2 separate regions of the Mus musculus genome follow, and region 1 is linked to region 2. The links are chromatin loops, found by intact Hi-C in ENCODE. Cell type or tissue: left cerebral cortex. All regions are shown on one strand. Links, peaks and the distances in the headings refer to the core of each region. The heading gives the core; the rest is flanking DNA. Region 1 holds the start of Gm35467 (a long non-coding RNA gene). Region 2 has its middle 400 kb from the start of Gm35467.

Region 1 (7,396 bases), core at 2,085-4,584, 400 kb before region 2:
GTCCATTCCTGCCTCATCAATCTTCATTCTTCTGGGCTTCCTGGAAATAAGGAAAGTTTTATAAATTAAGTTATACCTCAACTTTTTAGAAATCTTATTTCTTACAGATGAGAAAATCTTAAGTAGTTTAGGATAATTTACCTATTCATTTGGTTTTCTGAAAAATTTGTTCTGCTATTGAACTAGACTGAATTTCTGATTTAAATGAGATAAAATAATATTGAAATCAACTGAAAGAAGTGAGAAACATCAGTTAAACAATATATATATATATTATCTTTCCATACATATATACACATATATATATCATGAATAATTAGACATATCTATATGGAATATGTATAAATTCATAAAAGTTGCTAGCATATATATGCATATATATCGGCATTTTATGAGATACAATCTTGAAAATAGTATAGAAAGGGAACATTTGTACTAAAATTTCACTTCTTAAACCTTTTATCCTTTGATTACAGAACTAAATGAAACTTACAGAACTAAATGAAATTTTGTTGCTCTAAGGCTGAAAATAATTTAACAAACAAAACAAACAATATCATAATATGGCCTTCTCATGTCTTTATTGGCCATTAATATTGATGGACACAATAATATGATTAAAGTAATTATTTATTCAAAATCATTTGAAAATCATTTATTCCTCTGCTATCCTTTTGTTTATTCTTTCATTAAATACCTGTGCTTATGTAGTCTTATTCATTCAGTATTTATTAATTCATAATAAAAATTGCTGTAAGTCAAAAACTAGCTAGTTTAACCTTTTATAATTTATAATTATTATTAGGTATCTCACTTTAGTATCATCTTAGTAAAGAACATGAAGTTATGGTCTGTTGGCTTTTAAATTAGATTATTATTTAATTCTCATTAACTAAATTTGTATAAAATTCTTCAAAATTGTTAAATAATTGTAAGTGTGTAAATGTGGGAGGGGACAACCAGTTCTACAGAGTTGTCCTATGATCTCTCTATATGAGCTATGGTACATGTTCCTTCCCTACCCCATCACATTGAACACAACAATAGAAACTAAATAAATAAAAATTTAAAATAATCTCTCATTTAGTAAACAAGAGAAGAATGTCTCTTTGTCACTGATCATTGGGAGGATATAAATACTCTCCTCTGTCCTGTGTGAAGATTGCCAGGTTTTTCTTTGCACTGAGGAATGAAAGTCTGGATGTATTTTCTCTAGTTTATATTCTCATATTACTTCCTTACTGATGCCATTAAACATTATTTTCTATTTTTTTGTGAGTTCCTTCCCAGAACTTGTTTAATGTGTACCAGCTGGGAGGTGTCAGCAGACTTTCACATTTTTGGTATTTTCAGGAGGATCTAAAACAAATTTACCATAGGCTGGACACAGGAATAATTTTCATGTTATCTATCTTATTGAAAACCCATTTGGCCTAGCAATATTGTTTGCATAACTGGAGCCAGACTCCATTTATATTGCAGTTGGCAAGTTTTTAACAAATTCCTTTTGTTTTAAGAAATAAGTGTGGTCTGAATATATGAATCACTCAATGTGATTTATACTACTGTTACCTTAGAGTAAATTGGAAAATTGCAGTAGGAGAGTTCCTTCATCAGATTCCACAAATGTCTGAAGTTCTGAAGTAAGAAAAAAAAAACTGATAAAAGGTTCGCAGTGTTAACACTTTTTACATTGTAGATAGTCAGACATTGAGTGTAAGTAGGGTCTTAAATATGAGTAATTCAGCAAGAACAAAAGTTTATGACATCCTAACCTATCAACCAACTTTGATATCTACTTCTTCTTCTTCTTAGCACATCTAATGCATCTAGACAAAATTTATTGCTCAGATAGGACATATAACTATGCAACTTTTACTTTTCCTGTTAACATTGTAATATTTGTGGATTTTATAATGCATATTTTTCAGAGGTTTGCATGTGAAGTTACAGGTAATATGAGTATTGAACTGTCTGCAAGAGTCAGGATAGAAGCATCTCTCTTTATATACAGCTCCACATAAGTGGATTCTCATGCATAGCAATAACCCTACACTCTCCACAAAATGACTGGCTTTGCAACATAGCCTCTTCATGGAATGATCATATCACATACCAGGCTGCTATGAGACTTGAACTTCTTACCTACAAAAATAAAAAAAACAAAAATGTTGTCTGTGAAATATAAGAATAGCTCTTTGTGATGTCACAGAGAGGCAAAATGGCAACCCTTATCCACAAGTCTCTCTGCTCCTCTTTCAAACATTGTCAAAGGCAATATAATAGTTAATATTATCAACTTCACTGGATAAAAGAAGGGAACCCTTTACACATGCTGTGAGTACTCTTCTATGCTAGGGTAATTGTGGTGGGTAGACTCACAATAATAATGGTGATTATAATAACCACATTCCCTAGGCTATATATACACAGAAGGCTAACTGAACAGAAGGTATCCACTTTGCTTTTTGATGCCAAAACCAATTGACCAGCTGTCACAAGCTCTTGATGGTCTTATGGTGGACTTATGGTGCACTGTGCCTTGATTTGTGAGCCAAATAAATCCTCCCCCCTTCAACATGCCTTTCTCAGAAGAGTTTATAGTCCCAACAGGAAAAGTAGCCCAGGGAAGCAGTAAATACAACCATTTTCAGTGCTTCTTCCGTTAGAAGAGTCTTTGGATCTTCCTTTTGTCTGATAAATGTCTACCTTAAGTCCTTGTTAATTATTTGTAACTTAAAATGTAAATGTTCTAATTATATCTTTGCACAGGGGCCTGAATAACATTAAATAGACATCGCACTTCTCAGCAAGGAGCTAAGGATGCAGTGGTTTATTTGTTGGTTTTTGTAGACATTTGCTAGGTTGGGCTGGTTTAAGAGCTACATTATAACTGCTCATACCTTACTCTTCACTCTATCCCCAGCATCAAGCACAGAGAACATGTTCAGGTTGTGTGGCGTCAAATAGAAGCCATTCTATTTGAGCAAGCTTTATTTAAATAGATCAAGTTCAAGAAACATCTATCTAATGAATATGTATAAGAGTTATCCTCATTGCTGGTGTCTTTGAGGAATATAATCCCCTGTCATCCTCCCTGTAATGTCTGGTATGCAAGTCATCCCACTGTAAGGAGGGCTCCAGACAGAGGAGAGAGATGGTATCATAGTAAACATTACCCTTTGACTAAATAAGAGATGGGGGTTGTGGGGAGACTCTTTCACAGTTTCATTGACTAACCAAAGCAGCTTTTAGTTGGAACTGACTAACCTCCTTTTCCACTTTAGTATGCAATTTTCACATGAGCTGAGAAAGTCTATTTTAAAATCATTTCACAATTTCCTAACACAATCTGGAAGCTATTTTGGAGGTGTCTTATTCCCAGAAGAGTAAATGCTAAATGAATGTATTAAAAATTACTTTGTCCCATAATCAGCCTCCAAACTGTGACACCATTGCATACACCAGCAAAATTTTGCTGAAAGGACCCTGATATAGCTGTCCCTTGTGAGACTATGCCGGTGACTAGCAAACACAGAAGTGGGTGCTCACAGTCAGCTATTGGATGGAACACAGGGCCCCCAATGAAGGAGTTAGAGAAAGTATCCAAGGAGCTAAAGGGGTCTGCAACCCTATATGTGGAACAACAATATGAACTACCCAGTACCCCCGGAGCTCGGGTCTCTAGCAGCATATGTATCAGAAGATGGCCTAGTCAGCCATCACTGGAAAGAGAGGCCCATTGGACTTGCAAACTTTATATGCCCCAGTATAGGGGAACACCAGGGCCAAGAAGTGGGAGAGGGTGGGTAGGGCAGTGGGGGGTAGGATGTGGGGGAATTTTGGGATAGCATTAGAAATGTAAATCAAGAAAGTACCTAATTAAAAAAAATTACTTTGTCTTAAAGATACAGGGAATTAGCACCAGTTTGACCTAGCAATATTGTTTCATCATTTAGAATTTTAATTCACATATTTTATAAGTCAGGTAATAAGTATATAAAGTTTGAATCACCAATAAGAATTTCTTTTTTATTTATTTGTGATCTGACAAAAGCATGTTGGAAATATCCTTGCCTGCTATCAAGAATACATTTTCATACATCTTTTTATAACAATGACACTGACAAGAAGTATATATCATTTATTACAGAGATAGAATTGCTTCATTTATTTATTTATTTATTTATTTATTTATTTATTTTGCCTCTTAGGACTCTGAAAATCAAGCATGACTTCCTGGAAATACCAAAATAGCAAACATATCCTGGATACTATCCTGGAAACTATTGTTTTGCTGAAGTATAAATGGTTCTTGGTGATAATTCTTTTTTCTTGTGGTTCACCTAACCTACTTTTGGGAAGATGGTTAAGATACTGGCATCCAGAGGCCATTTTCACTACAAATTAAGAATACCAATAATGGTAGTGGCTTAGTATTTAAAATAGCTCCCAAGTTATTGGGTGGCCATTGTTGATAACAAATGGCTTGGCTAAAACAAGCATATCCATGTTCATGGCACAGAGACAGGAGTGCTGATCCTCGCATCCACAGAATGTGTTGTCATTATCCCTTGACACATGTTCTCAGAGAAACTAGGTACTAGCTTGGAAAATCTTTCATTACTTTCTTTATATCCAACTCATCTGAAGCAGCTTCCATCCCTACCCCAGTTAAAAAAATCTGTCCATTGATGTTACTTTCTAGTTACTGTGTCTAAGTATAATGTCCACATTTGGATTGCTCGGGATTTCCTGCGCATTTTCTTCTAACAGAATCCTGTTTGCTATGTACTCCACTTTTATAGTGTTTTGAGCAGTCAATGATATAGTATTTCTTTCTTGCCTCAAAAATTTGTTTTCCCCTAGAACAATTTGTGACCGTGAAATTTATTTTAAAATGACCTCTTCCCAAAATAGGATCTTACCTTACAGCTTTAGTCAATAAAATTTGTACTTCTGACATAATTAAAGTATGCATTTTAGTCAATAGACAAGAATTGCGTTTTATGCTTTTCAATTAAAATTCCAGCTTATCAAAGGGATGGTGCCTAGCACTAAATACGTGCCGTGTGTTCATAGCTGAATAAAATATTTTTAAAAACATTTGATTTGTCCAAAAGTGCTCATCAGTAAACAATGAAGTCCTTACATCCCTTTCCAAAAAGTGGATCTCATACTGTAAAATCATAAACGTTAAAAAAGCACGAGTTCTGTGCTTCTATGAAAGCCTGTGTCTGTCATTTGCAGTCATCTGAATTATAAGTAAACTTTTCCCATTTTACTACTTAAAAGTATTTTTCCAACACATGGATATTTCTCATTGTATTATTTATTTCTAATTTATATTGAATTATAGTATAATATATTAATTTGCTATTTTGATATTCACTGAGTCTGCCTAAATCTTTTTAGTTTTTCTTTTTTCATTGGATATTTTCTTTATTTACATTTCAAATATTTTCCCTTTCCAGGTCTCCTCTTCTGAAGTCCCCTATCCCCCCCCACACCCTCCCTTTATGAGGGTGCTCCCCCAACCCACCCACCCACTCCAGTCCTCCGGCTCTGGCATTCCCCTACACTGGGGCATCAAACATGCTCAGGCCCAAGGGCCTGTCCTCCCACAAACCTATGGTTAGATTTGGTAATAGCACTGCATGTATTTTTCATTTCTCATATCTATAATTTCTACAAGTTTCACAGATAAGAATCTATATTTCCTTCACTTTGAGAGATATTTTAATTGAAAAAGATTCTTCTCTCATACAATACATCCTAACCAGTTTCCCCTCCCTCCACTCCACCTTTCCCAACAATGCCTGCCACCTTCCCTCTTCCACATATCCACTCCACAAAATGAGCAGGCTTCCCAAAGGCAACAGCCAAACAGGACAAAATAAAATACAAAAAGACAAAGCAAAAGCCCTCCTACCAAGGCTGGATAAGGAAGAAATATAAGGAAAACAATCTTATAAGCAGGTAAAAGCATCAGAGATCCATCTGTTCCCACAGTTAGGAGTGTCACAAGATCATCAAGCTAACGGCCATAACATATACATAGAGGACCCTGTGCTTGCCATTTCAGTCTCTGTGAGCCCATGTGAGTCCTGCTTAATTGATTCGGAGGACCATGATCACCTGTTATCTTCAGTCTCCTCTGAGTCTTACAGTCCTTCCTCCCCCTCTTTTGCAGGCTTCTTCTGATCGCCAAGGGGAGGGAACAAATGGAAACCTCCAATTTAGACTTTCTTTCTGCCTTCTGAGCAGTTTAAGTTTCATATATGTTTTAATCATATTCCTCTCTTCCTCAGCTCTTCACAGATCCATAGCCTCTTTCCCACACACCAGACTTTAGGTCATTCATAGCATCATGTGCCTGAATATGAAACTGTTTAAACATGTCATTCACTGTAAGTTTGACACTAGAGTTATCATATTTTGTTGGATCATGTGGATCCAATGACATCATCAGTTACTCTAGTCCTGAAGATAAATAATCTTCACATGTCAGTGTCTTCTCTAAGTATTGTATAAGCTTCCACCGAAGTCCACACAGTATAAACTTATTTCTAAGTACATCCCTCACAGGTGCTGTTAAGAGGCTTATTGTCTGCTTTCTTTTTAAGAAAGTTCATTGTCAGTTTATCTACATAAATCAAATTTTGTATGTTGGTTTTATATATTGCAACTCTTTTGGCTACTCTGACTGTTTTGGCTTCTTTTAGGTTGGGCTTTGAGGATATTCTCAGTGTAAGATCATGTCATATGTAGTGAGAGTTTCTCATTGGGACACCTTTTATTTCTGTCTGTGGAGTAATTCTTATGCCAAGACTTAGAGTACTGTGTTACATATTGACTCCTAAGCCTTGGACTAGATCTTAGATACTTATATGCAATTTTTGATATATTATTGGGAATGGTAGGTTGCCATAAGTATCCTCTACCATGCTGAAGTAGTTTCTTTCCATTGTTACAGTTTTGTTTGGTGGTATCAGAAAAGTATATTGAGTGCTTGACAAAGACTTTTTCTGCCCCTATGGTGATTGTCAAATTACATTTGTCCTTCATTCTGGTAATATCTTGCATCATATACTTGTTGATTTATGTATATTGAAATATTTCTGTCTCTCAGGAGAAATTTCCAATAGGTTATTATTTATAGTGCATATGCCATGCTGTTAAACAGAAAGCACTGGCATCTTTTAAGAAGCAGCTCTGCTGTATTTATCTTGGACATTAGGCAGAGATTTATTTTCAGGCCCTTATGATTTTTAGTATGACAGATGCTGACTTTTCAAAAAGAGGTTAATAATGTTCTCATTTCTACTTGTAGAAGCCTTTTTAAAAATGACTGTTGTTAATTATTGAATTATTCAAAATAATAACCTGTGTGGTC
Region 2 (7,396 bases), core at 1,927-4,426:
TTATAAAGGCAGAGAAAACATACAACCTGCCATCTGTAAGCAGAAGTAGGAAAAATTATCATGGAATCCTCCTGAATGACTCTGAAAGACTAAATCAAAGTCAAACAAGTTGGCCAATTTCTAAACCCAGTTGAAGGCCTATGACTTATGTGTCTATGAAGGCTCTGATTTGTGTGGTCATGAGAGGAAAGAGGTGCATGTCTCTCCTTTATTTTTGTTATATTTAAACCTCCAATAGGTAGTTCTACAAGGTATCAGACCATGGGCTACTCTATTGAAGTTGTCACATAAAATCAAGCATTGAAGAATAATTGATAGTAACTAAATAACAGTAGTATCCTGTCCCGCGGGATTCAGTTATTCGTGGGTGCGAGGGGCACCGCAAACCTGGAAGGAGATGGGAGCAAAAGAAAGAGGAATAGGAGACCAGGAAGGATACTTATGGAGGTCTTGTTTATGGTGCTGAGGTGCCTTCTTTTTAAAGAATACATAGCAGGGAATATGGGAGGGGTCGAGGGAGAATTATACAAAGAACAAAGAAATGGGCAATTGCTGACATGGGGGGCTGAAGTCAGGCGCCAAGCAGCAGGTACTTTGCATCTTATCTCCGGAATATTGATCCTCCTTCACAGCCTTGGGTATCAAGCTGGGCTCAGGCGCAGCTCATGTCCTTGGATGTCATGGGAAGAGATAGGGAAGAGGGGACTGTTATTCAAATTTTACAGCCTTAGGTGTTAGGAACGGAATAAGGAGGAAGGAGGTGGCAACCAGCTCTTAGCACAAGGTCCTTTGGCCTGTTAGGGAGATTGTGAAGGGCTCACTTTCTCACGGGATGGTCTCTGACACAGGAGAATTACAAGTGCTCATTCTTGTTAGCCAAATGTAAATCCCCATTAAGAAAATTATGTTATTAATGAGATAAGATGTCAAAAGCCAATTTCCAGATGTGTGCTATGGTGTAATTGTCATTGCTTTGTAAAAGAGATGTTGAGCACTGAATGTCTTATGCAAGACCTGGTTTGACTTGTATGGCAAGGAGTAGAAAATACACCCAAGGTCAAATTAAGCCCCACCTATGGCTTTCAGGATTGAAAAGAAGTTCAGGATGTCTTCTTGCCTAAGAGTATCATGATTCTACTGATACCTGAAGCCAGTGAACAAACAAATTGCTCACCTGGAGATCCCAAAGCTATATCTATATTTGTATTGTTTCTTCATATCAGAAATATTTCTAGGATTGTGGTAACAATTCTAGAGATTTCCTTTCTTTACCTGAATCTGATAAGATGCATGCTTCAAGAACAACCTCTATTCTGTTGCAAAAGTGTAAGACTTCATGTTTAACTTCAATGCACCTTCATCAACTACTCTAAATCTGCTGTGTTCTTAAAGTCTAGCCAAGAATCTTGAATGGGATCATGTCTATCTATTCTCTTGGTACTCTTCTAAAAACCTTCCACAAACCATTTCATTACATCCAGGAAATAGTTCTATGGCACTTCCTAACTCAGTGGTTTGTAAGCAAGCACAGACAAGGACATTTGTAAGAGCCGAAAAGCAATTCTGGGAAGTAGAAGATTCAGAATTCTCTTAAAGTCAATATTGAAAGAGCATTCCCATAGAGCCTGACAGCCTTGACTATTATTCCTGGTGTATCTAACAAAGACAAAGATTTTTGTGGAGAGTCTACTTCCTTCAACAACGTGATTTTCAGCCCTCAGAGCCCACTGAATCCCTGCTTGGTCTTTTATGTCTTTACAGATTCCCTACTTTTCGTACAAAGTTAATTTATTTTCTGGGTTTTTTTTCCTTATTTGTTTTCAATATTTGTTTCTGTTTTGATCCCTAATACCACTATCAGTTTACACTCTACTATGCACAGAAACAAATTATTTTTCCTCCTACCACATTGATAAAGTATAATTTCATTTAACAATATGCTATTTTGACTTTAATAAGCATTCCCAAGAAGTCCTGTCTTACAGAGTTAGTCACCAGTCCATGGTACCAGTAAATGGTGGATCGGGCCTAGAATGAGGACATTTGCTAGAAGACAATGATCTCAAGAGTGAGGACACTTGTTAATGAACCTTGCCTCTTCTAAGGTGATGCCAGACAAATATTCTATATAATTTATTTAGACTTAATATAGGAAGGTAATGGTCTTAGGAAGTCTGCAAGTTATAACTCAATGGCATTTTCCTTAAGAAGTCAAACTGAAATGACATTTCCCATTAGAGTGTTTTGTAATAGTATATTCAATATTTAAAACTATATTTTTCCAAATCTTTTAAGTTATCAAGAAGTTAAATGCACATCTATTATCTGTTTTTATTTAATTAGATATCAGATTATAGAGCGTGGAAATTCCCTTAGCTATCCCCAGCACATAAAATATTGACATAAGATAAATTAAGAATACAATATGTATGCACTTGTTTTAAGATACCAAATTACACACATAAATTTCCTTATGATAATCTATTGCCTGTAGTGTTCTTAATGTGATTGTGTAAAATAACATAAAATGGTTTAAAACAATATAAAGGTTGTGCATTTATTTTATTTTAGTGGGGTTTTCTCAGAGTACATTCAGTGTTCTTAAGAATAGTAATATTGGAAATGTTTATTCTGACAACTGGAAAAATATTTCTAACGTTTCCTAGAAAAAATGAATATTACCTAATGGAACCATTTTTTTTTCTATTTAACACTTGCCACCCTTCAAAGAAAATAAAACTCTGAATATAAAGAACACATTAAAGCAATAAGTTATTATGCCTGGCTGTCAGGCTTATTAATGCTTAATTCAAATCAACTTCCAGGAACAACTGAAGAAAGCAATGGAGACGAAAAAAAAAAAAAAAATCCATGAGTGGTGGTTGAAAGAAAACAGAAGGTGTAATCAAGGCTTCATTCTTTCCTAATCTATACCAAACTCTGTGCAGTGCCGGGTTTGGCTTTGTTACACAGTGCCTTAATTCACAACTTCTGACATAATTCATTATCTTCTTTCAAAGGAAAAGTCTTTTAGTTCTGTGCTTTACCAAAGCATTATGTGGGCAGAGCTTAAAGAGATGCAGCTGGGCTGGAGAGCTTCGATGTCTGGGGAAACTGTTCTCACCCACGCCTGTCTCCTATGCACAGACACAGCCTCAGCCTCTGTGCCTGTGTACAGATAATGATAACAATGACAACGTCACTGTACTGGAGTCGTGAGTTAGCAAATTAAGGCACATGCCTCCCATCACTCCCTGCAAACAGAACATAATTCTTCTTTGATTCAGACTTTTAGAAAACTCAAACAAATGAAGCCTAACCACATACTGGAGGTCGGTGCCCATTTGTTGTGTGTGGCTTGCTTCTCCTGAATTCATGCTTTGTTAAGAAACATTATTTCCTCCCACTCTTAAAGCTTAACATTTCCAAAACTGGGACAACTGCCTCCTGGTTGTACATTTTTCAGCTTTTGATGACATGGAATAGGGGAGGTAAAATATACCTGCCATAACTCTCTAGTGGCAACTGAAGAATTACCCAAGACCTTCACCAGGCTGAGTTTCTCCATTTGTGCCTCTGAGTTTAGGACTAGAAAATTTACACTATTGAATCTATTAGTCACACATATATGTCACCAAACACAAAAGGGAAGAAACATTTACTCTGAGGTACAAAGGGACTTAGAGTCAAGTCTTAATCATTCATTAAGTGTCATACTCTGTCTCAGTATTCATCAGTATACCAGAATTATGTCTGACTTAGAGACTTTACATGAAATCTAAATCATATAACTCAGAGAAGAATAAAATACTTCCTTGCCTAATTGATATAGGTTCTATAACAATTAATGAGTAATTATTACATAGAGCTTTATTAATGGCTGACAAAATTCATTCAGAATGAAACACAATGACAAAGTACTTTGGTAATGTTAAGCATGGAATCACTCTCCTAATTTGAACCCACTATTGCCTAAATATTTTTTACTGTAGATATTTTGGAAGCTTGCCTTTACTAGAGAAGAGGGCATAGAGAAACAAGATGCTTGCTGCTCTAAGTGAGCTATATAAGGTATTGAGACATGTTAGTGGAATATTACTGCTTATTCCAAGTGACAATCGATACATAAAGAGTGTTTATTGTCTGCATTGATACACACTTTGTTTTCAGATACAGAAGATTAATGTGGCCTAAATTGCAACAATGATTTCCATATCTCACTATATAATCATTTCTTCTAATGTGTTAAATCAGAGTTTTAAAGCCGCCACTAAGTGATATTGTGGTGCATTTAACATTGCATCCTTTTTTTTTTCCTTGAATTGATTTATAAGTCTGTTAACTTATTAAGCCATTTACACTAAAATTTTGAAAAATCTCAATCATTTAAAATAAACATGACATTAAATAGTAAGAATTAATAACACTCTCCATTGTGGCAAAGCTGTCTGCTCCTTGTCTGGCTGCCTGACTCCTTATGGAATTAAGAACAGGATGACTTGAGACTACACCTCTAGAATAGCTAAAGCTATTTCTGGAAAGAGAAGCCCTCTCCATTATTGAACTTTGACTATTTGGTACTTTTAGATTAATTATTGTTGTGAATGGAGTTGGCATCAAGGAAACCATGAAAATTAAGGACTGCGTAGATACAGGCTCCTTGTATATTCAGGCCACTAAGCCATAATCAAACCACAGTTAAGGGAATCTAGATATTTATTTTGGTATCCTAATAATACAAGCCAGTAGTGAGTGGGTTTTCACTGGGGACTGGGAGTTCCAGTTTCTATTACCTTATTTAACTGAAGCATTGAAACTCCTTCAGGTCACATGACTATGGTCAGCACTATACCAATGGATGGTGCACCAAATTTTCCCTTTCTTTATATAATGAGCTCATCTCAACCAATGTTTGTGAAGAACTTTTCTACACAGTTGTGTATCCCTTACTAAAATGTTGCAAATTCCAGGTGCTCTTGGATTTTGTAATATCAGCATACCCATCATGTAAAACCTCTTTTAGCCAGATGAAATTGATTTTCTGCTATCTTTACTGGGAGGACTCTGCTCCTTGCAGACTTCTGGAAAAAGTTCTTTAGTCTGTTTACCTCTCCAAGGGGCAACACACTACATGAGAGCTCACATCTAAAAACATGAGCAGTGACAGAACACAAATGAGTGGGTAAGTTAGATGTCACAGCCACTTACAATCTAATCTCCAAGTGACATCCTGTCATGAACATGAGTCACTGGATACACTTCCACAGAAGCATGAGTAACCGGAATTGAGAAACACTAAGGACTCTGTCAGGAATTGGCTTAAAACAGAAAGCAAGTCCTGCTTTGGCTCTTTGAGAGACTGGGAAAAAAAAGGATATCTGGGATTCAACTGAAAACATACTGGGTATGGCCAGAACAATATTAGAGCGGTGCAGCCACTGCAGATTGAATGAAGAACCCATCCCTGGCATCACTTACCTTCAAGGGCCTGTTCAGGTTTGCAGCATCATAACCCATTGTCTTCTGGGTGACTGAAGCACAGAATCAAAAGGCTGCACTTCAACCTCTGTTCTGTGGACTCACAGGGAGAGAGCCATACTTGGTTATCATCAATATTACTATAAAACCTTCCAATTCTGAAAAATAAAATGTTAATTCTCTTTAAATAGGTATACAATTAGTGAATAAATTAGATAAAATACAGGGTCAGGAAAGAAAAGTTAGTAACTTTACAAAATTTTCTCAAATTTCAGTAGCTTATGAAGTCCAGTGTCCATGCAAGTTTAGTTAAGAATAGCTGAGAAATAGATGCGCTCACACAATCATATACTATCTTATGTTACTATATTAATGACTGATCTAGAATTGAATTATGGGGTTGAAACTTAGGGGTGTAATAAAGGACCTTAAAATACTGAGAGTGACACATTGAGATCAGACAGCTCTTTGTTTTGATAAAATATATTGGAAAGGGTATAGATACATATAGGTATGTGAAAAGTGACAAAGGCATGATTATTAGGAAAAATAATAGAAAAAATTTAAGAAAATCCAAGAAAATCTTTAAATGGAAACTGCTCAGGGCAGTGGTAAGATTTGAATGATTTGTCTGCAGTCTGTGTGGTTGAAGCCCGGTCTTTGGTGTAGAGGTATTGATGATATAGGAACATTAAGAGTGAAACAGCTTAGCTGGAAAAATTAAGCCTTTGTAGGTAGTGATGTTTAAAGGGATTAAAGCTTCTCTTCTAACATCAGATCTTTCAAGTACAAGTTGTCATCAAAGAGGGAACCAGTTCCTCCATAGTCTCTGCCTTGTCATCTCACTGTGAGATCCTCCCTTCTTCCTTGTATCCCTGTCACGATGTCTTTGATGAAGGTAAAATGCAGATGGGAGGACCCTCATCAAAGGCTGTGCAGTGAAACTACACAACCTTACCTTGGAGTTTCATTATCCAGAATGGTTAGGAAATAAACTCTTTTTAAATGATTATTATTGGTAAAACCACAGATTTAAATATTTAGTTAGCAACAGAAAATGTAATTATGCATTAACCTATTAAAATGATTTTGTTATAAGTACATATGTTACCCGTTCTGCCACCTATTTATGTAGTTGTCTATATTCTGTTTGTTATTTATCATCTTTCTTCATGGTAAAGGAAAATGTGAAATGTAAAAGGCTTTAGGAAAAAAGAAAGTGAAGATGTGAACATGATATTGGGAGGACTCCTCACTCTTATCTTTCTTCTGCTCTTCCTTCCCTGTTTTACTTTCCTTGGCAGTGTTTCCCATCCTCACAGTCTTGTAACTCTGTTGGATGTACAGCTCAGTAGCTCTCCTTCACCCCCTTCTGTAGTGGGAGGTTGTGACCCCTCCACCAAGAGGAAGCCACAGGGATTGTGAGATTGCCTAGGAACAGGGAGCTGAACAGATATTCTCATGTTGTAATAGACACTATTCCCCTTAATTGGTACTGTATCAGAAACAATTCATGGCTTTTCTTCTTTGTCCTTTCAATGCCTGCTTGTGTAAATGCACCATTTTTTACAAGAACAATAATTTTTCAAGCAGTTTTGTCCATTTATAAATAATAGTGAGAGGACCACACAACTTTAGCATAAATAGAGGTAATGCATTTGGAAAGTTTATTTATAATTATGGAAATAGAGTGCCTCAAAACATGCATGGATTCTTTGCTTTCATGCACAAAAAATATTTTATTTCTTAAAGAAATAGTACATATAGACTCCCACTGAAGATTCACTTAATATCCTGTCTCATGCTGAGTATAATGCTAGTCTCTGTGTATCTTTCTGAGGCAACAGTGACATATTTGATGTTTTTATCCATGTTTGCACCAAGAAGAGGAACAAATTAAAATTCAGAGGTGCTTTTA

The links. A loop is a pair of places that touch in the nucleus more often than their neighbours do. Peaks named below come from ENCODE experiments on the same cell type or tissue, not always from the same donor. Only the 100,000 strongest peaks of a DNase experiment are listed, where the experiment ranks them.
Region 1: it touches region 2 in a loop (5-fold over the local background); 2 of 42 quality-filtered maps call a loop at or near these places.

The regions. Positions count from the first base shown.
Region 1 is chr6:109,737,589-109,744,984 of GRCm38, forward strand. Gm35467 (a long non-coding RNA gene) reads left to right here and starts at 2,224. Exons shown (of 3, transcript XR_869353.1): 1 at 2,224-2,337. In left cerebral cortex, for the core only: no CTCF peak of the experiment used is centred there; a DNase peak (open chromatin) is centred at 3,289.
Region 2 is chr6:110,134,294-110,141,689 of GRCm38, forward strand. No RefSeq gene overlaps it. Among named protein-coding and RNA genes, the nearest start is that of Gm35467, 400 kb to the left of the region's middle. In left cerebral cortex, for the core only: no CTCF peak of the experiment used is centred there; a DNase peak (open chromatin) is centred at 3,132.